Linked DNA regions of Homo sapiens: region 2 is linked to region 1. A link is an interaction called in ENCODE POLR2A ChIA-PET data of the cell type or tissue named here. Cell type or tissue: GM12878. All regions are shown on one strand. Region 1 overlaps RFTN1 (raftlin, lipid raft linker 1). Region 2 overlaps RFTN1 (raftlin, lipid raft linker 1).

Region 1 (5,000 bases):
GTGATTTGGAAAACGACAGGCTGCTTATAAAGTCTGTTTGAAGACAGTAAAAACTGGGACAAACTCATTTTAGCAGTGACCTAGAGGATCCTCCCCGAGGGCAAGGGAAGAGGGGTTTGGGCAGGGCTGAGTGGGCGTTGTGATGGGTCTTTGATGAGCCTCTCCTCTCTCCACTCCAGCGGAGCTCCCTGGGTCCTCAGCAGTGAGGCTGGCCTCCCTGCGTGACCTGCCCGCCCAGCTCCTGGAGCTGTACCAGCAGGGCTTCTCGCTGGCGGCCCTGCACCCCTTCGTGCAGCCCACCCATGAGCGGGAGAAGACGCCCCTGGAGCACATCTTTAGAGCCATCCTGATCAAGAAAACCGACAGGTAAGGCCTCCACGGGTGAATGGGTAGCATCCTGTTGCGGCTAAGTTATGCTCAATAGAGGAGGGGAAGTGAGAGGATGGGGTTGGGGGTTGAAATTTGCATGCTGTCCTCAGGGCCTCAGCCCTCAGACAGGTGAGGCAAACAGTTAGACAACCAGAGAGGTTTCTTTCCTAGCATCCTGCGATGAAAAACAAATGCATGTCCAACTGCAAGTAGAGAGTTCCATTTTACATTCTTTCCCTCTTTTAACTCACTGGATTAAACTCAGCTAGAAAAATGTCTCCTCAGAAGAAGCATATGCCCAGAATGATGTGGCTAGTAAAAGTGCAATACTTTTAAACTGAAAGGCATGACTGGAAAACAAATAATTTTGTTTAGAGGCTATAGACAAACTTAATGTCTTCCCGCAAAGTCTAGAAATACTTTAACATTTTGCGCCTACCATAAATTCTGTCAATCACTTGACAGTTAAAAAAATACAAAAAATAAACACCACCTAAATAAAATGCTATAATTGGTTTGGTCTTGATTTAGATTTTCAGGGCTTGGGGATGTTTTTCAGTTTGGCTTGCCCAGTTGAATGCTTATGCCTATATTTCAGTTGAGCCTAATTAAGAAAAGAGAAGTGGGGTTAGTCTTTCAAAAGGAACAATATTAATTTTTTTAAAAAAAAAAAACAGTGAGGATGGGATGGAGAGAGCAGTATGTTTTTCCTGCTTTCATAAAAATAAAAATTAAAATGAAGTCTGGGAAAGGAAATCAGATTTGTCTTTTGGCCAACTATCATAGAAGGAATGACAGCATGTGCCACATTTTAAAAAGGGAGTACAGAGCAGCTCCTCCTTGTTCTCTCCTTTTAAAGTCACTTTGCAGGTAGACAAAGCATTTGGCTGGTGTGCTCATAAGGGACAGCTGTGAGGCATGAGGTTGCGTGTCTAAGACTGACTCCTCTTTCCTTTCCTTTCCTTTATTTCTTCATGGTTGATCAAGCTCTGGGGCTCTTACTCTACATCAACACACATTACGTCAACACACATTAGAATTCAAAGTGAAAGGTGGTGCATGTTTTTGCTCGAACCCAGAATTCACACATGTTTTGGTAGGGCAAGACTTTTCTCAGTGTCTGCCTTTTATGTGTATTAGTTTGTCTTTCTCTCTCTCTCTCTTTTTTTTTTCTGTAGAAACAAGGTCTCGCTATGTTGCCTAGGCTGATCTTGAAATCCTGGCCTCAAGCGATCCTCCCACCTTGGCCTCCCAAACCACTGGGATTATGGGTGTGAGCCACTGAGCCTGGCTGCATATTGGTTTCTTTTCTTTTCTTTTTTATTTCCTTGAGATGGGGTCTCACTCTGTCACCCAGGCTGGAGCACAGTGGCATGATCTCAGCTCACTGCAACCTTTGCCTCTCAGGCTTAAGCCATCCTCCCACCTCAGCCTCCCAGGTAACTGGGACTACAGGTGCACGCCACCATGCCTGGCTAATTTTTTTATTTTGGGTAGAGACCGGGTTTCGCCATGTTGCCTAGACTGGTCTGGAACTTCTGGGCTCAAGAGAGTTTCCCACATAGGCCTCTCAAAGTGCTGGGATTAGAGGTGTGAGCCACCACGCCCAGTCCATTATTGGTTCCTTTAGGTTGATTGGCTGTTGATCATTATCTGGGTCAATCATGAGAAGATTGGGGGCCACAGTGGTTTTGAGTGACACTGACACATAGGATATGTATAATGACAGTAGCTTATATTTAGTGAGCACTCACTGTATGTGAGGCTTGATCATTATCATTTCATCTGTATCATATGGCTATGAAATAAGTGTCATCTTTGTTCCCATTTTAAAGGTGAGAAAACTGAGACACAAATGTTGAGTTGTCAAGGTCACACGGATGGCAGCAAGCAGAGTTCTGCCTTGCTCCCAGGAAGGCTGTCTCCCGTACCTGCATTCTTAATCCTGGCATGAAGCACGTGCTGAGTTCCTTTACCCACAATTCTTGTGGAGAACCACTTTAGGAAAAGAAAGTGGGGGAGGATATCTTTGATCTTCCATAAAGAAGTACTTTTATTACTCAACCTTTCCCCCATTTTACCCCTCAGTAGTCAGTAAGTAAATCAGAATTTCAGCAAGGAAACAAAACAGACAAATGAGTTGTATGGATTCTATAAGGCATCCACTGGGCTCCAGGGATTCTATTCTGCAGATTATCCGAGTGGCCTTAGTGTTTAAAGGAGACAAGTCCATTTGGGTCAGATCACTGGCACATCCTTCAGTGTGATCTGCCATAGGCGGTGACATGAGCTCAGGACTTGGCCTGAGCTTAACTCAAAAAGTGAAGGTGTATCTTTTTTTTTTTTTCTCCCTGCTGTGGAGCAACACTTCTCAAACTTTAATGTGCTTGTGAGTCTCCTGGGGATATGGTTAAAGAGCAGAGTCTGATATAGCAGGTCTCAGGGGAGGCCTGGGACTCTACATTTCTAACTTGTTTCCAGATGGGGCAGATGCTGATGGTCCGTGGCACGCACTTTGAGTAGCAAGTGTGTGGAGGACCTAATTCTTGCCTGGCTTCATGCCTGGCACTCAGCAACACTATTGGGGCTTGCCACTTTACTCCTAGGAGAGCTGTAAGCACCAGGCTAGGTAAGAAAGAACACAGAACTCGTGGCCAGGAGGCCTGCGTTCTAGGCTGCACTTGGCTACTAGTAAGCAGTGTCGTGCAAGGGGCACATCGATGGATCTTTCTCGGCCTCCGTATTCTAGCTGCTACAATGAGGGGCTGTTACTACATGATTTGCAAGGCTTGCACCAAACTCTAAGTTATCTGATGGGACAAGATGGGTGAGGAAGCCCGTCTTCAGAAATAAGAACCACCACTTTGGGGAATAGTGCATTATAAGCCAGCAGTGAAGCTGGGGGCTCAGTAGGGGTTGTTTACTTCCACTAACGTAGCATGAACAAATGAACTTACTTTCCAGAAGACAAAAATGAGCAAACTGTTGAGAGGAATGAGACTTTGTATGCAGGAGGGTTTTCAAGAAAGGGAAGTTGGCAGTCTCCTTGGGTTTGAGCTGACTTTCATCCAGAGTTCCTGAACTGCCTGCCTGATGAACTTAATGAACATTTCAACTCCTGGACAAGCAGATCCAGAGAAGGAAATTCCTTAGGTAACTTTGTGTTGAGTCTTTGGAACTGCCTTTTTTAAAAAAATGCAAAAGTTTGATAATTTATCATGTAAAATGAGGCAAAAATGATCAAGAGGATCATCCCCACTTCTAGCCCCAATGGTATTAGGTGGGAGGAGTGGTGGAGGTTGGAAGCAGTCATTGTAAAATATAATTTTAAAGTACAGGAATTTTCTCTCCTAGCAAATGCAATAACTGCATTTTTTTTGTATTATGGGGAAAAGACTCCAACGATCTTAAAAATAAGCAAACAAAAAAACATCAAGGCCAGGTGCAGTGGCTCACACCTATAATCCCAGCACTTTGGGAGACCAAGGCAGAAGATTCTCTTGAGCTCAGAAGTTCCAGACCAGCCTGGGCAAAGTAGAGAGACCTAGTAGCTACTAAAAATTTTAAAAATTAGCTGGGTGTAGTGGCGCACGCCTGTAGTCCCAGCTACCCGGGAGGCTGAGGTGGGAGGATTACTTGAGCCCACGAGCTGGAGGCTCCTGGGATGTGACTGTGTTATTGCACTTCAGCCTGGGTGACAGAATGAGATCCTGTCTCAAGAAACAACAACAACAAAAAAAAAACGGACTTTTTCTTTATCAATAGGGAGTTTAAGTAGTAAAAACAAAACAAAGGAAGACTTTTGTGATTAATTTTTAATTCAGACAGTTAAAGTGATACTTTTCACAAAGTCTGCCAAAGTTCTGACAGTTATAGATGCTGTTAAATGAAATGAGTTAGCTTTTAAAAGAGAAAGAAATACTTGGTTAATATTTTTCAAGTGGAGCACATTGAAAGAGATGTAGATACACATTCTAGATTATTGTTGACCCAAGTGAACTTCATTACCAAGAATCACCATGAGATGACTCTGTGAAACTTCGATATCAACCTAATGTGTTTGGAGGGTTCACATAAAATTTTTAACAAATAACTGGGCTTTGGGATATGCCAGAAACACCAGACGGAACCCCTCAAGCCTGCATTTATCCCCTCACTCATTCACTAACACTTGCTGAGTGAGTACTCTTTTCAGAGTATTGTGCTAGGAGCTCTATGTGGTGGGAAGTTAGAGAGTGCAAATGCCAGGCTCAGTTGAATGTGGAGCCTGCCTTCCAAGCACTTGCAGTCTAATTAAGTAAATGAGATATGTGCCTCATGCCACAGGAGTTTGGGAGAAGGAGATGCCACCTCTCACTGGAAGGGAAACCAAGGAAATGTTTCTGGAGGGGCAGCTTTTAACTTGGGCCTGATTTCTTTTGGGCAAACATGGGGAGTAATGAGCATGAGGCAGGAAGAGTTTATTTAAATCTCCTAATGAAATGTTTTCTAGTAGTATTTGAGTAATTGGAGAGCATCGTTGACAGTCTAACTAAATTATTAATGAGTCATTCCAAAAGTAGTTCTCAAGTGCAGTAACATTCCTCTGAGCTCACTGCCATTTTGACAGATTTCACTTACATCCCTGAAAA
Region 2 (5,000 bases), 51 kb before region 1:
CTGTTGAATAGTTTTGCTTCTTTTTGAATAACATGTACATAGAATCATACCGTGTGTGTGCCTCTGGCTTCTTTAACTCAGCCTAATGCCTTTGCAGTTCAATCTGTGCTGTTGTATGTATGGAGTCCTTGATGTTGTATGTATGGAGTCCTTGCTGTTGTATGTATGGAGTCCTTGTTGTTGTATATATGGAGTCCTTGCTGTTGTATATATGGAGTCCTTGCTGTTGTATGTATGGAGTCCGTGCTGTTTTATGCATGGAGTCTGTGCTGTTGTATGTATTGAGTCCTTGCTGTTGTGTGTATCAAGAGTTAATTCCTTTTTGTTTCTGAGTAATATTCCCTTGTTTGCATGTGCCACAATTTGTTGAATCATTTTCCTGTTGAACATTTGGGAAATTTCCAGTTTGGGGCTATTATGAAAAAAAAAAGCTGAATATCCACGAACAAGTGTTTTGTGTGGATGTTTTCACTTCTGTTGGGGAAATATGTAGGAGTGGAATTGTTGGGTTTATGCTAAATACATGTTTACCTTTATAAGATACTGCTCAACTGTTTTCCAAAGTGTTTGTTCTATTTTACATTTCCAACAACAATGTATGAGAGTAGAGAGCTTCATTTTTTATAGGTAATAATCAGAGTTACTTTTTATTCAGCACCTACTGTTGTATTAATCTCTTCTAAACAAACTAACAACAATCTTATGAGGTAGGTGGAGTCACCCCCACGGTATAGAAGAATAAATTGAGATATTGAGTTTGGAGCAGTTATAAAAGAAACTTGCTAGGCCACCAAGCACTTGGAGCTTTGCAGGATATCTTGTAGTTTTACTGAACAGCAAAGCCTTCACTTTGGCTTTCTTGGTTCCTGAATCTTCTGTGTGCTGTGGTGGGTTTAAACTAAATTGAAGGGCTTCAACATGAAAAAGTTCAAAGGTAATTTATTCACCTTTGCCCCTTTCTCAAGCTTGTCTTCTTCTATTTCTATTCTTAAGTTCCTCCTTATAAGACATTCCCATGACACGCATTACAATTTCGAGGATCATTCCACACTGCTGCATTTTACAAATTCCCATCTTTGTGGTTTTCCTGTCTAAGAGGACTTTAAGAACTGATTTTCGGGATGTTTTCTTCGACATTGTGCTGACCAGGCTCATACTTGGCTTTCGGCCACCAGCATTCTAGCCTTAAACTCTGTATATAAATTTTGGGTGGTCATGATAATAACAGGATGACATTCCTTATTCAAGACATGCACATTGCGCAATAAGTTTTCTACAGGTCCAGTTTTTCTTTGACCTCCAGTCTGGGGGGTGTTAGTCTGACACACAACTACAGAAGCAGCTGATAATCATTGTTTATAAGAGTTGTCCTTTCAGTCTCCCTTCACGGCTGGGAAAAAGACTAATCTAAAAAAATGGATCATGATTTACATTATATTCTGAAAATTAAGAAATGAAAGTTGTGGGGAGCTAAGTGTTTGGGTGCCTAATGGCTAGTTATAAATCCTGGCACTATTAGCCTTTCTGATTTCGTGAAGGGAGATGATAGGCCAGTTCCATGGCCTCATCTAAAATAATGTCAATCTCCAGAAAAGCCTTTAAAACTAATCATTAGCTTAAAGGAGTGGTTCCCAACCTTGAGAGTGAATCAGAATAGCCTGGAGGGCTTGTCAAAATGCAGAGTCCTGGGCCCCATCCTCAAAGTTTCTGATTTAGTAAGTCTAGGGCAAGGCCTGAGAATCTGCTTTTGTAATAAGTTCCCAGGCAATGCTGATGCTGCTGGTCTGGGGACCACACTTGGAGAACCTTAAAAGATCATGTGGAGTACAATTTTTTTTTTTTTAATTTGAGTGGAGATGGCAGAAAAAAATTATACTAGTGTGATCTTTTGAGTATAAAATAAATTCAACAAATGTTTACTTACCTACCTATGTATTATGACCAAATCATAACTTACTTTCTTTAGGTGACTTGGAATATATTTGGGAGGACAGGCCAGAGGAATAAAAATAAGGATACAAGGTGACACAATGATTCTCAAAGTTTGTTTAAAAAGTTCCCATGCCCAGCTGCACACCAGACCCATTAAGTCAGTCTTGGTGTTGTGGTTTGGTTCTGTGTCCCCACCCCACCTACAGTTGACACTACAGAACAGGTGTCAACAGACTCAGCTTAAGTCTGTGATGTCTCAGGGAGCTGGCTAAGATGGATACCTGGCTGCTGGTGCCTGCAGGTTCTGGGAGGGAGGGGGGTGCTTTACAGGGGAGCCCAACATCGTAAACTAGGGAAAGGAAGGAAGAGAATTGGAGGGGATGAGTACTTATTTGCATTACAGGAGGATTCTTGGTTTAAAGTGGGTTTCACCATGGGGTTCCTTTAGATAGAGCCTCAAGTACTCTGAAGTGTTTGTTTTGCCTTTCCTTAATGAGGTATTTATTACCTCTCTGTAAATATGATACCTGCAGTTTTAGAACATAACAAATCCATCTATAACATTTGCAGCTCTTCAGCAGAACTGAGCATACAGTCACTGACGTTGATGGCATTTTTTCTAAGTAAAAACAAACAAACCTTGGAGCAAAATGTCAGAAGCCCTGGAGGAGGGAAGGTGGATGGCTAGAAGGGAGGCTCTAAGCAGCCCTTGATACTGCTGCAAGAGGCCCCAGGGTCAGAGTTGGGTGGGGCGGGACTTTCTATATTTCCGCAAATTTAAGCTCACCCCGGTGGGAGGCTCCTCCTCGTACAGTCCTTCATCTTCATGGCAGAAAGGCTGTTCTGCCCCTGCGCCCTCCCTGGCCTCTCTGGGGATCCCTGCAGCTGATGTATTGTGATGGAGCAGTGGACTTGGATGCTGCTGGTATTGATATAATCATTGTTAACAGTAGCAACAGTAATAACAGCTAATGTGGCATGCATGGTGCTCAGTGTCAATTAATCCTTATAGAGATCTTGATTTTACAAATGAGGAAACAAGGCTCAGTGAGGTTACCTAATGTGCCCGTGGTTCTGCAACGAATGTGTGATGAGCTAGAATCAGAACTCAGACTTGCCTTCTTCAATTCTTTACTCTTAAGGATTGTGGACAATACCAAAGGTCCCTCGGGTATGGCTTTGAGATTTGGTTGGCTGTGATCGGTCATTCAAGGACCCCAGCTTTGATGTTCTCTTTTTGATTGAGCCCTACTCTAGGGAGAATTTGGCTGCATGTTTTGGTGAATCATAGATGGTGGGGATGAGAATAGACTGAGTGGTTGAGCATTGTCTTATGCTGTGTTGTTTGCAATGCAGCTTGATATACTTTAGCTCAATTCATCCTTACAAGTCTAGAGATGTTTTTTGTTCTGCTTGACAAATAGGGAGCCTGACAAATAGGGTGGTCTTGTCTTACAGAGCCGCAGCTTGCACTGAGGTCTTCCGACTCCATGTGCCCTGTGTGTCTTGCTGCTGCCTGGGACCCACAGAGTCTCTGAGGGTCCGGAGCCACATTAAGGGTCATGCTGCCCATGACCTGTTGGTGACCACTTTCCTTAGGTATCAAGAACATGAGTGTTGGTCAATAACCCACTGGAGCGTAGTGCTGGCTTCTGTTGTTCCCAGCTTTAAAATAGGGCTAGGTTTGACCTCCAGCTCAGATTCAGAAGGCCAAGTCTGAGCTTGAGTATGTGTGGATGGCTGCCACTTAGTCCCAGTTTTGTAAGTGTGCCAATATCGGGACTTTTCCTGTGCTGAATATAGACTCCTCCTTTGCTGAAAATAGTATATGCGGTAGGGTAGGGAAACATTTTTCTTTCCTAGAAAATCGCTCCTTGCTCCTCTAGGTAACATTGACTTCTGTGAAACCATCTGTTTCTTCCAATATAATTTCCAGACTATTAGATTAAACAGTTTCTCCTGACCCACTTTTGGCTTCTGTTTCTTTTCACTGTTCATTAATAAATTGTGTAGCAGAGTTTTTATGGAGAGTGTGTGTGTGTCTATTTATTTAATTTCAGTTTAGGCAAAAGCAATTGTTGGATGCAGTGAAGTTATTTAACTTCCTACTTGTGTTTCATTTTTGTTTCCGGTTTCTATAATTGCTAAGAGTTGGTTTTTGTTTTTGAGATTCATGCAAGGAAGTCAATGGCATGAGTTATGAGTTGAGGTTCTGGCTGGGAGGTGTGTTAAAAACAGACCATGTTTTTAAACAGAAGATGCAAAGAGTAATAAGGAAATCGGTTCCCATAAAACATGTCTCAAAGTAGATAAATATGCTCTTACAGTTTGAAGAGATTTTCAAAAGATAAATGAGATAATATGTGTGACGTAGCTTTAAGTTTTTCTGAGCAAAGCTGTTATATTCATCTTTGGTATTGTTGCTTTTGATGTTGCGACCAAGTCTGCTATTAGCGTTAGTGTTATTGTTAAATATTCACTAATGGGAGTAATAAGATTAGATTTAAAAGGAAGGAAGGCATTCTTTACATTCCTTTGCATTCCTTTCTGAATGTAAAAACTCTTCATGCTGTTTTCCCAGCTACTCTAAATCCAGACCAAGAAGCAACACTACTCAGTCTTGTATGAAAATGGGCTCAGGTGTGTGTGTGTGTGTGTGTGTGTGTGTGTGTCTGTGTGTGTGTGTGCATGTGCATATGTGTGTAACCCAAGCAGTAAATTTCAGCAACTAAGCCTGCCTTCAGTAAAATGAAATTCCTTGCTGATGACTGTTATCTGTCAAAGCAAAACCAAATTATTTTTCTGCAGGGATTCATAAAAGCAGCCTTGAGGTAGTGGTAATAATTGTTATCTAATTTGGTTAAAGCGGAACAGAAAACAAGTTAATATTCTATGCACCCTACTAATTATTATTAGCAATATTGCGTTAAAGAATTTTAAGCTTTCTCTAATTTCACTGGGTCCACTGTCATTTTATAGTTTGACCATATTTCACCAATGCTTCAGAAGACAGGAGTCCTGTTGAATTTTATCTACGAAATATTTTCAAAAGCAAATCTGGTGTGAAA

Evidence for each region. Peaks named below come from ENCODE experiments on the same cell type or tissue, not always from the same donor. Only the 100,000 strongest peaks of a DNase experiment are listed, where the experiment ranks them.
Region 2: POLR2A ChIA-PET joins it to region 1 with 13 read pairs; 4 of 35 experiments call an interaction of 5 or more read pairs at or near these places.

What each region holds. Positions count from the first base shown.
Region 1 is chr3:16,429,217-16,434,216 of GRCh38, reverse strand. RFTN1 (raftlin, lipid raft linker 1) reads left to right here. Exons shown (of 10, transcript NM_015150.2): 3 at 180-366. Among named protein-coding and RNA genes, the nearest start is that of RFTN1, 82 kb to the left of the region's middle. RefSeq lists a silencer at 363-492. In GM12878, no CTCF peak of the experiment used is centred here; DNase peaks (open chromatin) are centred at 416, 1,360 and 2,856; H3K27ac peaks cover 2,620 bases.
Region 2 is chr3:16,480,603-16,485,602 of GRCh38, reverse strand. The region is part of intron 2 of RFTN1 (raftlin, lipid raft linker 1); the gene reads left to right. LOC124906219 (a long non-coding RNA gene) reads right to left here. Exons shown (of 3, transcript XR_007095839.1): 3 at 1-5,000. Among named protein-coding and RNA genes, the nearest start is that of RFTN1, 31 kb to the left of the region's middle. RefSeq lists an enhancer at 2,071-2,923. In GM12878, no CTCF peak of the experiment used is centred here; no DNase peak of the experiment used is centred here; H3K27ac peaks cover 883 bases.